2 separate regions of the Homo sapiens genome follow, and region 2 is linked to region 1. Evidence: read pairs that join two places in POLR2A ChIA-PET (ENCODE). Cell type or tissue: CD4-positive, alpha-beta T cell. All regions are shown on one strand. Links, peaks and the distances in the headings refer to the core of each region. The heading gives the core; the rest is flanking DNA.

What was found. ChIA-PET counts read pairs that join two places held together with the same protein. Peaks named below come from ENCODE experiments on the same cell type or tissue, not always from the same donor. Only the 100,000 strongest peaks of a DNase experiment are listed, where the experiment ranks them.
Region 2: POLR2A ChIA-PET joins it to region 1 with 11 read pairs; 7 of 35 experiments call an interaction of 5 or more read pairs at or near these places.

Annotation. Positions count from the first base shown.
Region 1 is chr6:11,380,798-11,383,714 of GRCh38, reverse strand. It overlaps a transcript of NEDD9 not described here. Among named protein-coding and RNA genes, the nearest start is that of NEDD9, 150 kb to the right of the region's middle. RefSeq lists an enhancer at 1,496-1,695. In CD4-positive, alpha-beta T cell, for the core only: no CTCF peak of the experiment used is centred there; a DNase peak (open chromatin) is centred at 1,384; H3K4me3 peaks cover 1,794 bases; H3K27ac peaks cover 2,258 bases.
Region 2 is chr6:11,256,901-11,259,817 of GRCh38, reverse strand. It overlaps a transcript of NEDD9 not described here. Among named protein-coding and RNA genes, the nearest start is that of NEDD9, 26 kb to the right of the region's middle. RefSeq lists an enhancer at 1,027-1,206. In CD4-positive, alpha-beta T cell, for the core only: no CTCF peak of the experiment used is centred there; DNase peaks (open chromatin) are centred at 1,417 and 2,037; H3K27ac peaks cover 2,218 bases.

The DNA.
Region 1 (2,917 bases), core at 91-2,590:
ATGGTTTTGTAAGGAGAAAGAAAGAGAGGAAAGAAGAATAAAAGCATACCTTGCTGAATATTGTTAATTGCACTTAACAGGTACAATATATGTATACAATATATACAATATATGATGATTAATATCGATGTTCTTGTCATTGATTTCTTCATAAGACCCAGTGTACATGGCACTGAGCTGAGTGTTTATTGCTTTAAGTGTGGCACCTTTGTATGAGCAGAATATTCTTTAGCAAGATTTGAACCAGCTCAAACATTTAAAAATAAATGAATTTCAGAGAAGTCTTACAGAAAATTAAAACAAAACAAAACAAAACAAACAACAACAACAACAACAAAAGAGATGCCACAAGAGTGCAACATACATGAGCTGAGTCTGATGGGTGGGACCAAGGGCAGCCCTTTCTTTGTCTTCATGATGGAGCAGGAAGGAGTTGAAGCAGAAACATCAAGCACCACAGGATCATTTGGGGAACATCCATTATCAAACCACCTCTCTCTCTTTCCTCTCAACCCTCTATGTCCCCAAGTCGTTTGCTAGGCATGAGCAAGGAGTGGAAAATGAGGAAGGGTAGGAAAATAGCAAAGATCTCAGCTGATAATAATACAAAGTTGCCACGAATGATCACGGCAAACACTTATATTGCGCTTACTCTATTTGTGCCAGGCATTCTTGGAGTGCTTTACATGTACTAATTCACTTAATTCTCACAACAATCCTGTGACTGTTCCCATTTTACAGATGAGGAGGCCGTGGCACAGAAAGGCCAGAAGTGTTTAAAGAGCAGAGCCATAATTCAAACCCAGGAGGCTTGTCTCAGAGCCACTTGTCTGCTACTTGAAAGCACAGAATGAAGAAGACAAAGGGTTTGGGCTTTCGAATTCCCTTCTACATACACAGATCTAGGCTTCCATACCACATTGTAAGTAGGAAACTCTCTGAGCACCTAGCCTCTAGCATGGTGTCTATTCCAGTGTACAAGCTCAATAAGTACTTGTCATAGGAAAGAATGTTTCATGTCAATTAATAGTGGAACCCTTTGCAACATACTGAGTCCATAAAACCATAAAATCCCAATTCAGTTGGCTTGGAAATAGCCTAACTTTTGCTTCAGTGCGGCCTAGGAGGGAGCTTATGCCACTTAGAAGAATACATTTTGACAAATTTCCTTGCAATACGAATTTAAAGATCACCTACCTTTCTAAAAATAGCAAAGAGGCCAGATGAGAACAAGCTTTCTTACCTGTCCCTAAACTACAAAGTGTCCTCAGCGAATCAGAAAGTATGACAGAGAAAAAAAAGAAGAAGCACAGAGAGGAAATGAACCAAGACAACATCACCTCACAGCAACCGGAAGGAAAAACACACACATACATATGCCACTCACATCCGACGTGTGTGGTTGCTCAGTAGGGAAATGCTTACAGCTGCCTCTAGAAGCAAGTCCGCTCGCTGCATGGAGAGGGAAACATGAGCATGCAGCAGGACTAGCTGTCACCTCCCGCCCGCCTGCCCAGAGAGGGCCAGAGCGTCGGGGAGGCAAGATGATCCACCAGCGGTTCCATCCTACACTTGGGTGAGTTCTCAGCCACTTGCTGTGGCCTGTGGGAGAGGAGGGACTCATTCAGGCTCCTACTTCCTGAGTTGGTGCCAGACATCTGGTGGTGTTTCCCCACTGTGAACACTCCTCAACTGGGGCAGGGAGGACCTCCACATGCCCCAGAAGAGGAATGAGTGACTCCCGGTCTCCAAGTTGACCTGGAGGTGCTGGTTTTAGTGCAACATTCAAACCAGCATGATTTCTACTTATGAAATTGTTCTGGGTAGATGCTTCCTGGTGTGTAAGTACATGGCCCCTCCCCTCTTCCTACTGTCGTCAGAGAGCTTACCTGACAGCAACTAAGCTTTTATTTTTCCTGAATTATTTCAGTACTTCAAAGTGTGGGCCGTCACTTATTCTTTATGGTGGATTAGAATCATTTACGTCCTTTTCAGCCTCTTTGGACATGAGTCCTGACTGGCGAGAAATGGTGACTGAGGATTGGATTCTGTGCGTGTCCTATCCCTGTAGTCATTAGGATCATCTCCAAGGGGCTGAGGACAAGTGACAGCACACTGTGTTCTCCCTGTCCATAGTGAGCCGCCCAAGAGCTCCACCCTTACTTTTCTCTATGTTTATTCTTTCACTTAGCCCATTCATTCATTTCTTCCTTCATTCATTCATTCAATTGCCTTTCTTCCACCAAGGACTTGAGGCAAATTTTTTATCTTGCTGAAATTTTTTCAAAATGAAGACCATCTGTAATCATAAAGGGGACAATCGTTCTGAAAGGGTTATACATAATTCTAAGCTATGCAGAGATCGGCCACCAATCTTTTCCCTTTGCTTGTGTTGAGAAGTGAGAGTAGGCGCTCTAGTCATTTAAACTCCTGCATGGGGAGTCCCTCCTTCCCCTGCCCAGAAGCTGGTTTCCCACCCAGCATGGGGTGTGAAGAGCAATTGTCCATGACAGAATACTGGGAATCTGCCAAATAGTTTTCTTCTTTGTTTCTGTTTTCTTCCAAGCTTGGTTACTTTCGAGGACATTCCTGGTTCTAAGAATGCGGAAAGTGGAGTTGGTGGAAAAGAAAGGATGTGAAATCAGTGTTTAGCTAGCGCTCCACCATTTCTTGTTAATCGGTTAGTTTATTTAACAGCTATTTAGTGGCTGTCACTTTGTACGTCACCACTTAAACAAGATAGCTGGGCACGGTGGTGTATGCCTATAGTCCCGGCTATGCAGGAGGCTAAGGCGGGAGGATTGCTGGAGCCCAGGAGGTCGAGGCTGCAGTGAGCTATGATTGCACCACTGCACTGCAGCTTGGGTGACAGAGTGAGATCCTGTCTCAAGAAGAAGAAGAAGAAGAAGAAGAAGAC
Region 2 (2,917 bases), core at 134-2,633, 120 kb after region 1:
TAAAATTGCTAATTAATATTAGTATTTGGTTGCTTTATCTTAAAACAATACCTACCTCTGTTAATAGGAAAATTAGAAATTATATCTATTGTTCCTAAAGATACAATTTGTTTCTCTAACTCCAAGGGAAGTGAATGAATATGTTTCAGACTATACTTGTCTGTGTATTATTTGTTTTTGTAAGGTGGTTTTTTCTTTTGCTTCAAATTGAGAGCATACAAACAAAATTCCACTGTATAAGCAGTCAATTTTGGTAATAATAACACATGCCTAGAGCACTCAGATTAAATTATTACACATACTAATAAAATTATTCACAGTAGTACTCCTTGGTAATGTTGGTATTAGGGAACAGGATAGAACCCATCTTCAAAGTCAACCCTATTACTTCAAGCCTTTGCAGGGTCCTGCTGTTTCCAAGGATACAATCCAATGCTTAATTTACAGGAATCCGAAATCATTTGCTGTGTTAAAAACTTGAGATTAGCCCTTGCTGCCCCCTTCCAGGTTGGCCTTTGGAAGCGAAAGGTCTTTAAGCTTAAGTAAACTGGAGAATATTTCTGAGTAAGCAGGCTCCAGGTGGAGGGTACACTCCAAGATACCTTCACTTGCCAAAACAACACTCCCTGCAAGGTTATCAGCGAAAAGGCAGTAGAAAGAGCCCTCCTGCTGCCAGAAGGTCTTGTTTTGCAAGGCTTCTCAGCCTGCCTGCAGCCATTGGGTGAGGAGAGGAAAGGACACCTCACCTGGCAGAGCAGCACAAAGGTCAGGCATGTTTCCCTCCTGACCTGGAAGCTGGGTCCTGCTCCTTCACATGAACTGTCCAGGGCTTGGTCATATACCCAGGTCCCCCTCAGTCCTGCCCAGAGTGACTCCACTGGTCTCCCCAGAAAACACCAACAGCAGAGAGAAATGAAGTGTGTCTGTTTTCTGGTTTCATATTGCAGCTCCTCTTGCTCTTCTTAGGACAGAAATAACATCTGCAATGCCAGAGACCTGTGAAGTAATAAACAACCTTTCCCCCAGCTCTTGACAAGCATTACCTTGCTTTGAGGTGCAATCAGTTCTGACAAGTTTATGGCTTTGTGTCCTTCAACCCAATGGACATTACCCTCTGGGGGAGTTTAATGACCCCTCTCAGCTTCACACTCACTTGAAGGAAAGAGCTAGAAGTCAGTAATGATGTGTTATGACTTGCATGGCTTCAGGTAGTTCAGAACCTGCAACCTGTAGTTCAGATTACAGGAGAAGAACTCAGACGATAAATTGGCTTCCAAAGAAGGCCAAATAGAAAAAAAAAAGGCTTCTTCAGACCAATAGCTGAGTGACCTGAAATTTAAATGCAAAAAATGCATTAAAACCCACAAAACCACTTCCTTTAAAATTCTTGATACCAAACATGTTACAGCATTAAGTGAACCTTAATCTAAGCAAAATTCAGAGAAGAGCATTCACACCTTTGATAGAAGAGCCAGCCAGCCAGGGTGCTGGGGCTCAGCTCTTGAGAAAAATGTTGATGTAAAAGCCTTGGTGGCCTGGTTCAGCCCCTGAGCCTCCCTGGTAAGCACATGGCAGGCTCAGAACATCCATAACTGAATGCTCTGAGCCCTGTAAAAATGCAGTTACAATGGGAAATCAACTCTTAAGTATGCTATGGGATGCTGTGATAAAATTTGAGTTTCTCTACCTTCTGTTTGCACTTTGGTTCATTTAGAAAAGAGTCCATAATTGTGTGCTTCAAGAGTGCAATTCCATGGCTGTAACAGAATAGAGTCCTCTTTCTTCTGGCCTTTGCCTCTTTGGGGATATTCCAACTCTGTGGAAGGTGATCATTTGCGATTATGATCAGTTATTTATATTTGACTGTAAATGAAAACTTCAGAGTCAGTTTCAAAAAACAAGAGATGGACATAAGGACATGTGCTTATGAGTAGGGGACAAATAACTAGAGACAAGAAATAAAAAGAGACAAGATATGAGACAAGATAACCTTTGATGCCGTACTGCACACACACACACACACACACACACACACACACACAGAATCTACATTGTTTCTGTCACTCTGCGGGGCTGCTGGAAGGCAGAAATGAGAAGCCTCGGCCCTCATCTTGTTTAGAGTTTTGCCTGGGCCAGGCTCTTCTGCTGCATTGGAATTCAACTTTGCAAATCTCAGTGTTTCCAGGTTGACCTCGGGAGAAAGGGGACCCCAGAAAAAATTAGAACAAAAAGGAACAAGTAAGGAGCAGTGTCTAGAATGGGAACACTGACAAAAAGAAGCAAAGTCAGAACACATGGTCTATTTGGGGGGCTGTTAGACAGACCTGGACTAGGCTAATTCCAGGGTTGCCTCCATGTACTCACGGGCCCTCAGAAGGCACTCTTCCCTCTCTTCCCTCTCCAGATCCTTGTCTTCCCATTAGATCAATGAGGATGGAGGACTACACCAGGGACACCCAACTAGGGGCAATTTTGCCTCCCAGGGGTTATTTGCCAATGTGTAGAGATATTTTTGGCTGTCAAAACTGAAGGTGGTGGGTGCTACTGGCATCTAATGTGTGCAGGCCACGGCTGTTGTGAAACATCCTGAAATGCACAGGATACTCTCCAACAGCAAAGAATTATCCAGCCCAGAATGTCAATCATGCCAAAGTTGAGGAACCCTGGCTCCACCATTTGAAGGATCTGATGCAGGTGATCGATGGTCCCCCAGAAGAGTATTGGTCTGGGACCAAGAGTCCAATGGCCATACTTTACATTTTTCCAGGGCCTGAGTGCCAAAGTGACCTACAATCCTTATAAATGTTACCCTGTTTTCTGGCATTCATGAGCATTGGAGGTTGAAAAATGATTCTCTAAGAGAGGCTTGGCCTGCAGTCAAGTTGAAAGGTGAGTGAGAGTGGGTCAGCCTACAAAT